Linked DNA regions of Mus musculus: region 1 is linked to region 2. Evidence: chromatin loops called from intact Hi-C (ENCODE). Cell type or tissue: gastrocnemius. All regions are shown on one strand. Links, peaks and the distances in the headings refer to the core of each region. The heading gives the core; the rest is flanking DNA.

The links. Hi-C counts contacts between places; a loop is a spot of excess contacts. Peaks named below come from ENCODE experiments on the same cell type or tissue, not always from the same donor. Only the 100,000 strongest peaks of a DNase experiment are listed, where the experiment ranks them.
Region 1: a loop joins it to region 2, with 2.3 times the contacts of the local background. A loop is called at or near these places in 4 of 42 quality-filtered maps.

What each region holds. Positions count from the first base shown.
Region 1 is chr10:71,155,300-71,163,630 of GRCm38, forward strand. It overlaps Bicc1 (BicC family RNA binding protein 1), which reads right to left and starts at 4,391. Exons shown (of 21, transcript NM_031397.3): 1 at 4,122-4,391. The coding sequence starts at 4,317. It also overlaps the pseudogene Gm6331. In gastrocnemius, for the core only: no CTCF peak of the experiment used is centred there; DNase peaks (open chromatin) are centred at 3,742, 4,276 and 4,496; H3K4me3 peaks cover 3,324 bases; H3K27ac peaks cover 3,294 bases.
Region 2 is chr10:71,213,707-71,222,037 of GRCm38, forward strand. No RefSeq gene overlaps it. Among named protein-coding and RNA genes, the nearest start is that of 1700113B09Rik, 16 kb to the left of the region's middle. In gastrocnemius, for the core only: a CTCF peak has its summit at 4,753 (motif pointing left); DNase peaks (open chromatin) are centred at 2,525, 4,736 and 5,018.

The DNA of each region.
Region 1 (8,331 bases), core at 222-8,221, 58 kb before region 2:
AAAGACCAAAAGGATTCTAGTTCCTTGAAGCTGTAGTTACAGGCAATTGGGAGCTGCCAGATGTAGGGGCTGGATACAGAATTGAGCTCCTCTGTAAGAGCAGCAAGTGTTCTTAACCGCTGGGCAATCTCTCCAGCCTCCACTGTGATATTTTATATGCACCTTTTTTTTTCTCCTAATTGTTACAACCACTTCAAGGTTCCAAAACAGCTCCTAACATTCCTTTTTAGAAAAGATAGCATCAGGTAATAAAATCCCAACATACAAGTCTTGATCCTGCCCAAAGCCCTGTATATGTACCCACCGTCCTTCATAACGCTATTTGGTTTCTTAATATTTGTTAGCCTTGATGAAGCACCAGCTAGAAAACTCTACTCGCTTAAGCTTTCCTCACTTCCGGAACGTCTGCATCTTCTCGTGTTTTTGCTTCGTATTGCTTCCACCTCCACAACAGTATCTAAGGAAGGATGGCCAGTCACAGGAAGCTATATGGTGATGTTTGCTGAGTTTAGGTCCATGGCACATTTGCGGCTTGCAGAGCTAGCCAGCACTGGTAACCAGCCCTCCTGCTTAGGCAGAACAGGGTCCCAATTTGTCCCCAATTTGTCCCAGCGCTGTGAAAACCCTACATGGTTTCTGAAGTCTTCCTTGTCTTAGAGGTTTGTAAAGCTCGCTGGAATCAATCTCTTTTACAAACCTCTACCTCCCTCCACCCCCTCTCTCCTTTACTACTCTGCTGAAATACCTTAGGATGCAACCCTGAAAATGTTTATGCTTCTACACTCTCTATGGGGGGAATTCTCGTTCTCAACTGGACACGTGATTTGTGATGACAAAGATGAAGTACTCATGCAGGGATCCCATCTTTGACGCTGTTCCCTGGCAGGAACCACCACTGTATCCTAGACACTGGACCACTTCCCATCTCTTTCAAAGCAATCCCTCCTTTAAGCAGAATATAATTCATTTAACTGATTGATGTGAATCAACACCACGACTCCTTCTCCTATCAAAATGCTGAGGGCTAGTTATGAAAGAAATAGAACATGATGATCCCTTACCACCAAAAAATGCTGGACATGGCATCCATCCCAAGGTGAGCATGCCCATGAAAAATCTAAACTCAAAAGTAAATTCCCATGCAAAAAAAAAAAAAAAAAAAGAGAGAGAGAGAGAGAGAGAGAATCACTGACTAACAAGATCAATAATTATCATCAAGATACCAACGAAAATGCCAGACATTCTTTATGGCAATTTCAAAGTAGTTGGTTTTTTAAGGAAGGAAAAAAAACTAGTAATTTTCCCTATATTTTGGTCTAGTGGTTTTTATGTATATCAATTAGACTCCGTGATCATACAAGAATGGTATTTTATTTCTTTGACTACGACCCTACTGCCCATTTTAACCTCAGTGAATTTTTGGTCCATTACATAGAAGACTCTCTCTACTAATAAAAATGCGACCTATTAAAGATTAACTTGCCCCCAGGACAGTCTCTCTAAAAACAAATTCCAAGCATTATAATCGACGATTTACACTCTGAAGACTTGAAGGCCAACAACCTTACTTACCCTGGAAGTTTTAAAATGGAAAATCCCATATACTTTTAAAGGCTATTGTAAAAAGAAAAAAATGTAAATCACAAATTCACAATAACCAGAAATACAAACAAATGTAACTTCTCCGTCCTTGATCCTTTCCACAGGAAGAGTTTCCACCTAAAAATACCTTTTTTTTTTTTTGCCAGATATCAGTTTTTATCTATTTTGCTTTTGCAACTCTGAACTGCAAACGATCTGTGCTCCCCAACTATCTGTCAAATATATCTCACATGTTACAAACTGTGGTATGTACTTGAAATGAGCTGGACCCAGGAGGTAACGCTGCTTTGTGAAGTTCTTGGCATTTACCAACACTTCAGCAGATCTTGTTCCTTGGGCATCAAATGTTTCACTTCCTCCAAAAAAACTACAAAGGTTCTTTAAAAAAAATCAATTTCTATTTTACAAGAGGGGAAACTGAGGGCAGAGAGAAGCTTGGGAGCTTGCCCACGGTCCCACAGAGATTTGAATGCTAGTCTGAGCAACTCTGAGGCTCATTCCCGCTATAGCATAAAGAAAATAAACACAAGATCACCCTTGGTTCACAAATGTGGTGATTCTGTGGAATCTTATGTGGATGGGTAAGAGTAATGAGCTTCCACGGTGCACTGTGCCCTCGATGGGTCCTATCCTCTATGACTTCAGGGCTTATTTTGCCAACAAGGTAATGTATTTGTTAAGTAACTCTGGAAAAAGACTCAAAGAACTTTCCAAGCACTAAGTGCTTAACTCATTATGTATAGGTCAATACAGGCTCACTGCTAAACATTTGACCACTGAAAAGTGATTCAGGCCTTCAGATGTTAAAATGGCCTGCCTAAAACAGGGTTAACAACAGTTCATGTTTTCTGAATATTCTACCCATATTTCATTGAATCAAAAATGAAAATTCACTGAAAAGAAAAATCCCCTAGGAGAACTCAGATTTTACAAGTGAGCTGCCCAGAAACTGGCACCCACCGCAGCATCTGTGCAGGGTATCCCTGAAGGATGAGACCGCCATATTCTGAGGAATCACCCTTTCTGTTTCCAACACAAGAAAGTTGGATCAGCCAGGGAATCTTCCGGTTCACTACGATCTTACAATCCATCTGCAACATAATTGTAACATTTTGTTTGTAACCCCCCAAAACTAGGCAATGATCTTACAATCCATCTGCAACATAATTGTAACATTTTGTTTGTAACCCCCCAAAACTAGGCAGACTCGTGGAACTAATAAGGAAGCTTCACAAATGAAAAATTCCTGAAATGTAACCCGGCTTCAATTTTCAGATCTATTACTTTCCTCCAAAGTTACATAATCTCAGGGGGAAAAAAAAAAAAAAAAAAACACAAGACATGACATTTGGAATGTTTATCAATACAAATAAGCAACAAAGGAGAGGAGTTCTCGGCCCTTCCAGAACCGCCTGCCAAGCACTCCTGATACTTATTTCCACCAAGTTATTGTTTAGGAAAACATGTTGTTCTCTCTTAAAATAACCCTCTTAATTGTTCCGAGAAGCCACTGCATTTCCAGAGAGGAATAACTTGCTCCCATACTGCGATACATTGACAGATAAAGTCAAAATAAGTCACGCAGACAGCAATAAAAGCGAGTCTGTGGACCTCCAAGCTTCCCGGGATGAAGGATGAGAGCTACCGAATCCTCACCTCTCTCCCTTCCTGGGAGCAGGGGCCAGATCTCCTCAAGTCTTAAAAATAATGCACATTCCAGCTACCTCATCTCTGCCTTTGGATGTGGGAGGTGAGCCACACAGGTAGGCTGCGAATGGACATTTTTAAAGGTCAAAATGACCTTGGATCTGTTACTGCTCACTCTAATCCTAAAGCAATAAATCAGCATTTGCTTCCGATCCAGTGTGGAGAAAGTTTCTCTTCCTGGGAAAATCCCAGAAACTCTATAAAGAATTTGAAAAAAATTTTTTTTAAATTAAAAACCCAAAATATGAAAGTCAAGTCAGACTCCCACAGCTGCAAGGGAGAAGTTTATGGACTGAATGTAACTCAAGATGTCTTTTAGGACTGCCCTGACACATGCTACCCTGACACATGCTACCCTCGCACTGCCAGGGCACAGATCCCCACGCCTGGGTGACTTGCTCCAGCTCAAGACTCCGGCGTGGGGGCGGGGGCTCCCAGCTGAAGCCTTGACATCTGCAGCGCTTTTCCAGGCGACGAGAGCAGGCCCTAGCTGGAGGAAGCGGATACTAAGGAGGGGAGGGAAAAGACGCGGCAGGGGTGGCAGAGATTCCAGGCTGCGGGAAGCCGGGCAAAGTCCCGCACACTGGGCGGTCCCGTAGTGTAAGGATGCCACGGCCCAGATGTCCCAGCTGCAGCTGGCACCGCCGCGGTCCTAACAGCAACTTCGGAGCTGCAGCACAAACTCGGGCCTCCAGCTCCTCGGATCCGAGCAAGCTGACAAAGTTGGGGGGGAGGGAGGGTGTCCCGTGAGCGGACTGAGAGACGATCCTGTGGCGGACTTGGGAGAGGATTAGGAGCAGGGGCATGCCTACCTTGGAGCATGGCCTCGAGTTTCTTCCTGTCCACGCGGAAGCGCTCCTCGCTCCACTCCGGGCTGTGCAAGAGGGGCGCCGCGGCCACCAGATCGTCCTCGGAGCCGGCCACCGGCGAGTCGGTGCTGCGCTCGCTGTTGGAGCCGGGGTCCGACTGCGCCGCCGCCAGGTAGCCCGGCTCGCTCTGCGAGGCCATGGTGCGAGCGGCGCTCGGGCTGCCGCCGCCCCGGCCCCGGCCGATGTGGCTCGGCGCGCCGCAGCGCTAGCTCGTGCCCCCGCCGCCGCCGTGGCCGCGGGAAGCCCTGCGCATCCCCGCCTCGGGCGCCGCCCCCCGCCCCGCCGCGCCGATCGCCTGCGCCCCGGCCCCCGCCCGCCCGCAGCGCCCGCTCCGAGCGCACAGAGCCGCCCGCGCCTCCGGCCGCCGCCAGCCCCGCCGCCGCCTCGCGCGCTCATTGGCCGGCCAGGCCCACGGGGAGCAGCGGGCGGGAGCGGCCAGCCCGCGCCCTCTCACACGCACCACGTCCACACGCCGCGCGGCGCCGCCCGGAATGCCTGACCCATCGCGTGGACCCTCGGGCTCTCGGACCCCCTCACCCAGTTCGAGCCTAGCGCTCCTGGGGTGCCCCGCCAGACGCCCTCGTCACTTACTGCCACTTTTTTGTACTTTGATGGAGACTCCATCAAAACTCACAAACTTTGATGGAGACTCCATCAAAAACTCACTCCTGCCAGGCGTACAAGCTTGCTTATCCACACCCGAATCCCTTACTGTCACTTTTCTATCCCTATACCCGAATTCCATCCCTCTCCATACTCAGAATACTCCAAACTTAGATCAAGTTCACCCCAAAGTGCTCAAAGGGTATGCTCCCAAGTCCAGTCCTATTTACAGACCCTCAGAACACCCTGAGTCTGTCCCACAAGCCTGAATGAGAATAGAGAGTAATAAAAGGAGATCTGGGGACAAGAGGGATTGATGACCAACTTTTGCAGATGTCAGAGTAGACTTGACTTGTGTGCACCTAATCGGTCCAATCCAAAGATACCTTCGCCAGATGTGCCCTTCTCTGACTTTAATTTCAGGCCTTGATTCAACAAGACACTACTTTCGCCACCTTAAGCATCTATCTCTGTCTGAGATCACAGAAATGGCTGGCTCATTCTCTAGACAGGCTGGGAGCTCCTCTCTGTTCTAGGCGGCCCACAGATGAAAGCCTCGCAACTTCTGATGCTGACTGCCCGCCAGCCCACGCACCATCACTCTCAAAGCGGAGCATAGAGCTCAGAGGATGAAGTCCTGCTGTGAGCTTGGAACACTCGCCCCCACGCCACACAGAATCGTACTGCCTTTTATTAAATGACCAAACGCACAAGAGTATCTGTTCTACGTAGGAGGATGATGGTGTTAAATATGGTAGAAAAGCACTGTGCTACCGAGGGAAGAAGTAGGTTTACAAGTGGGGTGAGCCATAGGGTTCACCTGGGGCCCATAGATAATCATACAGTGTGTGTTTGAATCAAAACTCTTACAGGGGGCTGGAGACGTGACTCAGAACATAAGTACACTGGCTGTCAAGCCAGACAACCTGAGTTAGACCCTCAGGCCTCACATGGTGGAAAGAGAGGCCCAATGCAGGCAAGTTGTCCTTTTTGGCCATACCAAGAGCACTTTGGAATAACACTCTCACACGCATACACAAATAGATAATAAAACGGAACTTTAACATATCTCCAGCTGGAGAGATGGTTCAGCCGTTATAGAGTTCTTGGTGCTTTTCCTGGGGACCAGAGTTCCATTCCCAGAGCCCACCTTGCAGGGCTCACAACTGCCTGTAACTCCAGCTCAGCTGTGTTTGGTGCCCTCTTCTGACTTCTTCTGGCACCTGCACTTGAGGACATGTACACACACACACACACACACACCATAGATAGATAGATAGATAGATAGATAGATAGATAGATAGATAGATAGATAGATAGATGGATGGATGGATGGATGGATGGATGGATGGATGGATGGATGGATGGATGGATGGATGGGTGGGTGGGTGGGTGGGTGGGTGGGTGGGTGGGTAGAGGAGGAATGGGATGCATCTTTCCCTTGGTTCCTGCTACAATGAGAAAACCAGCAGAGCCAGGACATGGAAGTGGGGGACTGGATGATGAGAGTTTCAAGTACGAGGTGAGTTAAAAGAAGAGAGTTCAAGCTCGAGACGCCCCAATCAGTCCAGTCAGGGGTTCTATCTTCATTCTCACAACAAAGGGAAAGTACACAAACATTTTAGGTTAAAGGTGGTGTGGTTAAATACGATCATTAAAGAGGCGCCAGTGTATTTCAGAGGACATTGCAAGGCAAGGAGAGAAGAGTTGGAACAATGTAGACGATACATGGGAATCTTAGACCGTAACAATGCCAATGGTATCTGAGGCAGGGACAGTGTAGAGAGGCATGAGAGGATTGTGGGAAGCCTTCCTGTGTGTCATCAGTTACACTGGCATTGGATGAGACATGGGATGATGGGAAAGGTATGTCTACAGGATTACAGCTGACACAGAGCTTGGTGCTGTGAGCTGAATTAGAGATTACTGGGAGATTGTTGTACCAGAGGAATGACTACAATGTCCTCCTCAACCTAGTGAGGATAGGGCATCATTGAGAACTCCGAAAATATGTCAGATAGACAATCGGATATGATGGTCTGGGCTATACAGATGGGGGAAAGACTATGATTTTTGCCTGTATGCAATCATTCTAGTGAGATGCAGGCATCGGGCGTGGCTGGTTAAAGAGAAGAAAAATAAATAAAGCTTAGGAGAGAGTTAAGTAAGCATTCTTTTGTGGGCTGCTCACATATCAGACACAGGACACGGGGCAAGATAGAATCGGCAGTAAGAGAAAGGAGAAAAGGCTAGCGTGGGTTTTGTGATGTCGGCCCAGGAGAAAGATGGTTTCTCAAATGAGAACACAGCCATGCCTGTGCACTGTGGGGAGGTTGATATGCTCTTTACTAGAAATCACTGAGACTTTAGAAGCAGCCTGGAGGGCTGGAGAGATGGCTCAGCAGTTAAGAGCACTGTCTGTTCTTTCTAAGGTCCTGAGTTCAAATCCCAGCAACCACATGGTGGCTCACAGCGATCCATAATGAGATCCAATGTCCTCTTCTGGTGTGTCTGGTCACCTTAGATATAATAATAAATAAATCTTTAGGCCGGAGCAAACGGAGCTGACCGGAATGAGTAGAGGTCCAGAATTCAAATTCCCAGCAACCACATGATGGTTCACATTTTTAAAAAAAGGAGGAGGAGGAGGAGGAGGAGGAGGAGAAGAAGAAGAAGGAAGAAGAAGAAAAGAAGAAAAGAAGAAAAAGAAGAAGAGACTTCTGCTTGTGCGGATTTCAGGTCGGAGGGAGCATTTCTAAGGAACACCCCAGGACCCGCCCACTTCATCTCAGCAGCCTTTAGACACTGTAGAATTGATAGTGTGGACTAGCATTGGACTTTTTCAAGATGAGCTTCCTCTTGCCCAAACTGACCAGCAAGAAAGAAGTAGAGCAGGCGATCGAAAGCACTGTGGAGAAGGTGTTGGCTCTCAGGTTTGGGAGGGGTGAGGACCCCATCTGTCTGCAGCTGGATGATATTCTCTCAAAGACTTCAGCCGACCTGAGTAAAATGGCTGCTATTTAGCTGGTGGATGTGGACCACATGCCGGTTTACACACAGTATTTTGACATCAGTTACATTCCCTCTACCGTATTTTTCTTCAATGGGCAGCACATGAAGGTGGATTATGGGTCTCCGGATCACACTAAATTCGTAGGAAGCTTCAAAACCAAACAAGACTTCATAGATTTGATTGAAGTCATCTACCAGGGAGCGATGAGGGGGAAACTTATTGTCCAGAGTCCTGTTGATCCCAAGAATGTGCCCAAATATGACCTCCTCTATCAAGACATTTAACACACCCACTGCTGTTGGAGCTGAAAGAAGCAGAGGTCGAAACAGGACCTGAACCCAGAGGGAATGTGGTCTGGAGTCCCTCAGAGACATGTTCACTGCCTGAGCAAAGAGATTTGCGGTGTCTGTAATCAACGGGCCCTTTGCACCAGCCCCAGTGCTCCAAGAATCGGGATGCCTGAGCGTCCGTTCCCTGAGAGCCTCACAGCAGTGAGGCAGGAGCCCAAGCGGTACCTGTTCGTGACTTCCGTTTATC
Region 2 (8,331 bases), core at 112-8,111:
TTTGAGATGTCAGTGATGCTCTATTTGCATGGAGAATGACTCCAGGTGTTTTGTCTCCATGACTGATTGCTGTGGTCCTCTCAATGGGGTGCCATAGTAGGGAGTCCTGGTTACACGGTCCAGAGCAGGTACTTATGGAGTGGCCCAGCGGGAACTCCTGCGGATGTCAAGGCTCTGAGATTGCAGGGTCTAAGCTCACTCAACCTTACAAGTTCTTATGCCTGTCTGGTAACAAGGTTCCCCATGCCCTACACATATTGTCAACAAAAAAATAAAATAAATGAATAAATAAATAGATATATAAATCAACAAAATGTAAATTTAATACAAAACCAAATAACAAATGGTTTTCTCATTCACAGATGTGAGCCAGTTAAAATGTGTCATGAAAGAGAAGACCCAATTGATTAATAACCAAAAACCCAGCATAAAATACCTCAAGACAGGCTGAGAGTCTGGTTGTGACAAGGTGGCAGCTGCTGCGTTCAATTTCATCTTACAGACAGACAGCTTTGCAAGCAGCAGTTGTGTGAACCCCTAATGATTTCTGGCTAGGCAGCCTTCTCTGGTAGGAACCACGCTCCAGTAGGAATCTGGCCCAGCAGAGACTTGCAGGCTGGAGTGCTTAGGCAGGGACAAGGACAGGAACCGTGTTCTTGGAGGTCCATTTCTTGGTTGCTGGGATGGTCTTTATACAAAATGGACAATACAAATCTTGAGGCTCTTGCTGTCCCCAGTCCGGTGGGATCCTGTTATGAAGGCAGTGCCCAGGATGTAGGTACCTGCTGATTCACAGCAGCTGGCTGACACTAAGTCACTGTCTTCTGAGATGCCTACCTCATTCAGTCAGGCCTTGGGAGCATTTGTGTTTGGGCCTCAATCCTAACCTTGAGCAAAGCAAGCAAGAACACCATGAAGTGATGAATTTCTTTATCTTCCTTGGCCCTTGCTACAGTCCTTCAAAACTACAGAAAATCTCAGATCTGCTTGCTGTGATCAAAGATGTACGCCGATCACACCTGGCTTTCTTAAGAAAAATGGGGGTGGGCAGAGGAAACAAGGCTTCCCTCTATCTAGAACACTTTCTGTTCCTTTCTATACATATAGCATGAATTATGTCATATGGAGATATTTTAGTCTTACTCTGGCTACTCTGGAATTCACTGTGTAGTGCAGGCTGGTCTGGAACTAGGCAATCCTGCTGAGTCACCTTCCAAAGTGCTGAGACTGGTCCTGAGCCACTGCTGTAGTCTGTAGGCCTCTTAGTTGCTAATTAAGGAATTGTTAGGTGCTGGAGAGATGATGGATCCTGAGTTCAAATCCCAGAAACCACATGGTGGCCCACAACCATCCCTAATGCAATCTGATGCCTTCTTCTGGGGTGTCTGAAGACAGCTACAGCATACTTACATATCAAATAAATTTAAAAAAATACCTCAAGACAAACATTTAACAAGAAATGGAAAACTCTGGAGGCAGAGGCAGGTGAATTAATGTAGGATAGCCTTGTCTACATAGTGAATTCTAGGACAGCCAGAGCTACATAGTGGGAACCCGTCTTGAATAGAAGGGGAAGGGGAAGGGGAAGGAATATAGAAAGTCCCATGAAGAGAGCTGTAAAGTACAGGTGAAAGGCCCACTATTAAACCTGAGCTATGGAAAGCTCACGTCATGAGAACACAAGTTTCTCCCCAGTTGGTCTATCCATCTCTTGTGATTTCAGCAAAGGCACCAAGATTTCCCATAAGGAAGAAAAGTTATTCAAAGTCACAGAAAAAGAAAGACAAAAGAGCCAGGAGCCAAGTAAGACTTGGTGCTACTGGGGAGGAAACATGCCCCCCATCAGATTAAAAAAAATAAAATTGCAAGTCTTGTACAGTGGGTTAGCATAGCATTTGTGGAAGACAAGATGAGACCAACCACCAGGCTTTAAACAGAATTTAAAGATCCAAAAATAAGTCCACGTGCATCACAAGTTAAATGCATTCAATATGGCACCCTAAATCATTAAGTTCTGTTGGGTATGAAGACAAAAGTGTGTATAAAGATGCTGGGCACAGCAGCCCACACCTGTAACCCTCAAAGTTAAGTCAGGAGGATGCCTGGGGCTTGCCTCTCAGCCAGGGTTCACCCAGGACGAGCAGGCTGAAGCAGGAGTCACTGCCTTCAGTGTGTGGTTGACCCGCTTGGAGGAGGAGGGGCAGAGACTGAATCAGGAGAGACCACCAAGGGGTCTTCCTCTCTGTCCTTGCCCTCTGTGACCACTGCAGCATTCTGATTCCAGAGGTTTTGACTCCTCAATAGGTGCTCTTGAGGGAGCAGGGAGTTTAGGCTGAGCAGAGACTGATGGGGGGTGGCTTTCAGATCCATCATGGCTTTCAAACTGAAGCCACGTCTTTCTAAAGAAACCCCAGTGAGTGATGAGCACTACATCGCACAAATGAGAGTGACCGGGCATTTCCCTGGATTCCACTCGGCTCCTTAAGCCACGCCCCTTTGGCCCCAGGTGAAATAGCATGCATGAGTGTGCAGTGGCGCCGGCCTTTAACCCCAGAGCTTGGGAGGCAGAGGCAGGCGGAATTCTGAATTCGAGGCCAGCCTGGTCTACAGAGTGAGTTCCAGTTACTTTCCAGTCACCTGACAAAACCTCCCTCAAGGGAGGAAGGGTTTATTCTGGCTGACAGTCTGCGGGAGCAGACTATCACTGCAGGTCTTAAAGGCGGCATCTCAAATCACTTGGTTTGTTCAACCGGTATGAAGACAGAAGTGAGTATGGATAAAAATGCTGGGCACTGTAGCCCACATCTATAACCCCAAAACTGTGGAGGCAGAGATGGGATCACCCCTGGGGCTTGTGGATCAACTAGGGTTCACCCAGGACCAGCAGGCAAAAGCAGGAGTTACTGCCTTGACAGGTGTGATTAACCTCGATCTAGAAACTCCCTCACAGACATGCCCAGAGGTTTGTTACCATGGAGATTCTAATCGCCATCAAGGTAACAAGATCAACCATCCTTTCTTTTTCCTTCGTCTTCCAACACATGCTCTTTAGGAACACCCACGATTTCCTACTTAGATGTATCTGCTTCCACCACGGTTCAACTGACACAAAAGGTCTCAGATCTAAGCCCCAGTTTGGGGGCCAGTGAGATGGGCCAGCTATAAGGGCAACTAGTGCCAAGCGTCTAACCTGAGTTTGAGCCTGGATCCCCACATGCTATACAGAGAGAGAATGCTGCAAGTTGTTACAAGTTGTCCTATGACCTACACACACACACACACACACACACACAGCCCGTACCTCTTTGTTTTTCCCACTATTCTGGCATCCAGCAAGCCCCCAGCTTTCCTCCTATCTCTGTCCCCCAGTGCTGGGCTTATAAGCACACACAGCTATTCTCAGTCGCTTCATGTGTGTGCTGAGTCCTTCTGCAAGCGTAAATTCTCTTACCCACTGAGCTATCTATGCAGCTCCAGGTTCTATATTTCTAATGCTGGTCTGAGAACCACAGCAGGGAACCCAGGCCAGCTGGGCTTCACACACAGGAAGCCCTGGGAGGTAGATGAGGATATCAGCAGCTCCCCTCAAACCTGTCTGGCTCGCTGTGGACCCCAGGCAAGCCATGCTAGACTGTGAGCAGGCTCAGCTCCTGATAACCCACTCTAGGCTGTCTCCATGTCTAAGTCGGTGCTTGTTAGAAGAGCTGGGGCTATAAGCTTGACCTTCAGCGTTGGCCCTGTCACCCACCATATCCCTGTGCCATTAGCGGGAGGGGGAGGGAGGCAGTCACTCCCTGTGGAAGCAGGGACAAGTCACAGTGGTCATGAAGGAAGTGTGGCTTCACGGTGGGACGCCCTCTGAGTCACCTAATGGGACTCAGTCAGAGACCCAGATGACAGTGCTGGATTCAGGTTATAGCTGTTGCTCACCTTCAGCCGCTGTATCACTCGGGGTCAGTGTCAGAGATAAAACCCACTTTAATTAAATAGGAAGAGACTGAAGGAATGCAGGAGACTGGCTCCAGACAAAATAGGAAGGCCAGAAAAGCGCACATGCTCGTGTGTGTGTGTGTGTGTGTGTGTGTGTGTGTGTGTGTGTGAGTGTGTGTGAGAGAGAGAGTGTGTGTGTGTGCGTGTGCATGCGCGCGCTCAGGAAGCAGAGAGAAGCGCTAGGAACTGGCCTCTGCGGTGCAGACAGCCAGCCCTGCTATAACCAAGATGGTGGAGTCAGAAAACTGTTCCTGGGACTGACAGCGGTCAGGGAGCGAGGCTGCCTTCAAAGCTGTCTCCTTCGAAGCCACACTGCTGCTACGAAAAACCCTTGCCTGCCCACACGCGGTGCCTCGTCACCCTTGAAGCCAGCAACTAAGTAGCTAGGGAAAGCATACTTCCTCCACACGTAGACCGCTGTGCCTTCCAAATGTTCCGTGGCCTGTCTGAGGAGCCACACTGCAATCACATCTGGGACCTCTGTTTCCCGACCCTTGTAAGTACTGGAGACATGTCAGGAGGCGCAGGAAGAGCTAAGGCACCAGGAACCTCAGCCAGCTCCCTGTATCTTTGGAGGAATTGGGGGTGGGGGTGGGGAGTAGGCTATTACCTGAACAGGAAAAGGTATCTCCTGGCTTAAAAACAGAGGCAACTGAGCAAGAAGAGAGATGTGTATAGCCCCAGGGACTTGAGCTGGTCATCAGCCTGAGCCCTTGGATTTGTCAAATGCTGCCTTCTGCTGCCCTCTAGTGTTTGCGGAACAAACTGCTTCTCCACCTGATACTAAGAACTCCCCCGATGCCAGGAAAAGCCTCCCAGACTAGTCGACAAAATTACAACTCATCTGATCAGTTGACATTCGGGTCACACTTGCCCCAAATGTTACTGTCTTAGCTCTCCTGCTGTAAGATATTTATCCTCTGTAATTAGAGGGGTTCATGATGTCATGGTTCTGGTGGGCTATGGCTTCCCAGGAAGCCGTACTAGAAAGCATCTGATTTGTTGCACATTTGCTTGTCTTGACAAAGCCCTGAGCCCTGCCCCCACCCCACCCGTCATCTCCACGGTTGGAGATTGGAGGGTAAGATCTGTGTTTTTTTTCAGGACTCAGCCAGTAAGAAACAAGTGGCCGTCAACAAGCAGAGTCTTGAAATGACAGACTTGTTACCAACCAACAAACTGAAGTCATTGTGTTGACAGTTTTCAATCTAGAGACTCGATGTACCAATCAGAATTGTGGAGTCTGATCTGCTGAAGTATCCTGCCTGCCTCCCTGGTTAGGTCCCCAGTGTTGCATCTGGGATTCCACAGGATGGAGGGTCTGTCTGTCTGGCCCAGTGGGTAAGACTGGGAGCTGCTACTCCTGGATTAGCCTTCCATCACCGTCTCTCTCTTTCCCTCATCATCATTTGTGTTAAACTAGAGCCTGCTTTTAGATCTTCCTATAAGGAAGACGGCCGAGAGCAGGTCTCTTTGGACAATTTGGTTCTGTCCACAGTAGGGCAGAGGTCAGCAGCACATTTATCAACTCTCCCTTTGCCTACGGCCCCTTCAGCACACAATTCTCTTTAAGTCTCTACCCAGTCGGCTTCCAAATGGGTCTTCAAAACTGCCCTGAGTGTGGCTTCAGTGCCTTTTGTGAGAACTGTCTCTACCCCAACACCACGCTCTCTGAGAACCTCTAAATATTTGCAAACACTTTGACACAGTTTCAAACCACCGCAAGCTGGAGATGTCAACAGAAACCACTTCTTAAATATTCTGCTTAGCCAGCAAAGCCTTTTAGCTTCCAGGTGCCTGGGCTGTCCCCTTCCTGCCTCTCCGAAGCACCAGGCTGTTAGGAGAAAGGCATTTATTTGCAAACAAGGCCAGACAGAGATCAGAGGTCCCCTGCATGGCTTGGGGACACACACCACACTGTCATCACACACATCTGCTGTTTGCTTTCCTCCTGGGGAAGAGATGGGCTCCCCTTGAGGCAGAGATGATGAAAGGCTGCAGGGGGGTAGGGGTGAAGGCATGGGGGGACGGGACAGGGTGACAGCAAGCTTGAAGCTGCATGTGGGGTCAGGGCCTGTGTACTCAGGTCTCTTGGAGGTTGATCTGCTGATCTACTTCAAGGCTTTGGAATCGGAATCCCGGGATGTCGTCCCGCTGGGTTCTCAGGGGAAATTCTCAAGGGCTTGAGGTGGTGGCCTAGCCACAGAAGTGAGACCATAGAGGGACAAACACTTAGAAAAAGAGGCAGTCTCACGCTGTTGTTATGATGAGAACAACTGCCAGACCCCTGTGATGAGCGGGACAGAGGACAGGAGTGTGCCTCTGAGGGACAAGTCAGGGTGGCATAAACAATCATATCATTTGCAGAGAGAATTTCCTGGAAACAAATCAAGGTAGCTGCTACAATACCACAACATGCATTCAGTTAAAGATTATTTGGACCCACATTGCTAGCTGGTGTGTAGATGGAACCACCTGTGCCTGCGACTACAGCGCCACAGATCACAAGTCACAGATGCGAATGCTAATACTCTGCTTTAACAAATCCATCTGGATCACTTAGGAGCAGAAAATGAGATGTGTGAGTCTATTCATTGAAGTGGGTTCTGTAATGCCAAACTTTAGAAACCACCCTTCAATGACCTACTTATGGTATAGCCACAGTGGAACAGGATGCAGTCTAAAAGATGACAGAGCCAGTCAGTGGTGGCACGAGCCTTTAATCCCAGCACTCAGGAAGCAGAGACAGAAGGATCTCTGAGATTGAGACCAGCCTAGTATAGAGTGAGTTCCAGGACAGTCAGGACTATGCAGAGAAACCCTGCCTCGAAAAACCAACCTAACAAATAAACAGACAAAAAGATGAAGTTTCAGATCAGACTGTATATTATGCTATCACTCAAGGCTAACCAAGCAGAGTGAGTCAGGGGATAAAGAGGGACCAAGTTCTTCTGATAAGCAGCCTTCCCTCTCCCACCCCCCCACCGTCAGCTACATTTCCAGAGGTCCCTTCACAGGGTAGGCTGGGTAGAGAAAAATACATACATACATACATACATACATACATACATACACACACACACACACACACACACACACAACCTTTCTTTTTCCTGTGTATCACAATTTGCATGTTAATGAACATAAGACTTAGGCAGGGATTGAGGGATGGCTCAGTGGCTAAAACACTTGTGACACGGATATAAGGACCGGAGTTCACATCCTAGAATCCCATGTGGAACATAGACATACAGGAAGAGAGTTTTGTAACAGGAGAATCTCCAGAGAGCTCAGGCAGGTCAGCTACCCTGTCAGGCTCAGAGGCAAAACTAAGAGGGGCTTGTCTCAAACAAGGTAGAAGAGGGAGTGTAACACCCCAGGTTATAACGAGAGGCACCTTTAGAGACTGTGGTAAGCCTGGCCTCCTCGGGTCTAGAATTGTGTTTGCTAACAGGCTGTTTCATAGCTATTTAATCTAAATTTAAATATTCCCGCTTGGGAGAGAGAAGGAGGCTAACAAAACTCTTTAAAAAGTTATCACTCCATGATGTCATGCCAGCTATGTCATTACCCCAAATTGTATGTCCCAATGTGGCAAGTAGGTGCTTTATAAGAAAACAAAGTTATACATCAAGACGTTCGCAGATACGTTGGTTGGAACACTGGGTGGCCAGCTAAGGCAAAGTGGAACAATCTCTGCTACAGGCCCAGGGTGTTATCTGTCAGCATTCCTAGCCCTTTCATTGGTGAGAGCTAGGGATGTCTCTGTATATTCCAAATGTGCTGCCTACATCTGTTGAAGGGCAGCCAGAGTCTTTGCTCTCTGGAAAAGCTTTCTCAGATAAACATACCCACAGAGCATTCTAAATCCAGTCATGGTAATAGTTAACACCACAGCTATCACAGAACTCAACACCAAATCCCACATTCATTAGCCATGTGACCTGATAAAATAACCTATAGAAAAGGAGCGTCCCCGTTGCTTTGAATAACAGTCTAAATGGCATCCACTAGCCAGAAGTGCTCAAACACAAACCCTGGAGCCTGTGGGTATATCCTTATATCCCATAGGAGAATCCTGGATGACAAGAAGAAACCATCCATGTTAAAGAATAGGAGAGAGAACTTGGGATACAGCGCAGATGGAAGACAAAGTAAGGACAGGGTCAAAGATGCAACCACTGTAAGCTCAGGACTCCCCAGAAGCTCTGAGGAACATAAGATTATTAGGGCTGAGAGGCGGCTCAGTAGTTAGGGGCTCTTGTTGCTCTACCAGAGAACCCGAGTCTGGATCCTAGCACCTATGTCGGGCAGCTCAAGAGCATCTCAAACTCTAGTTTG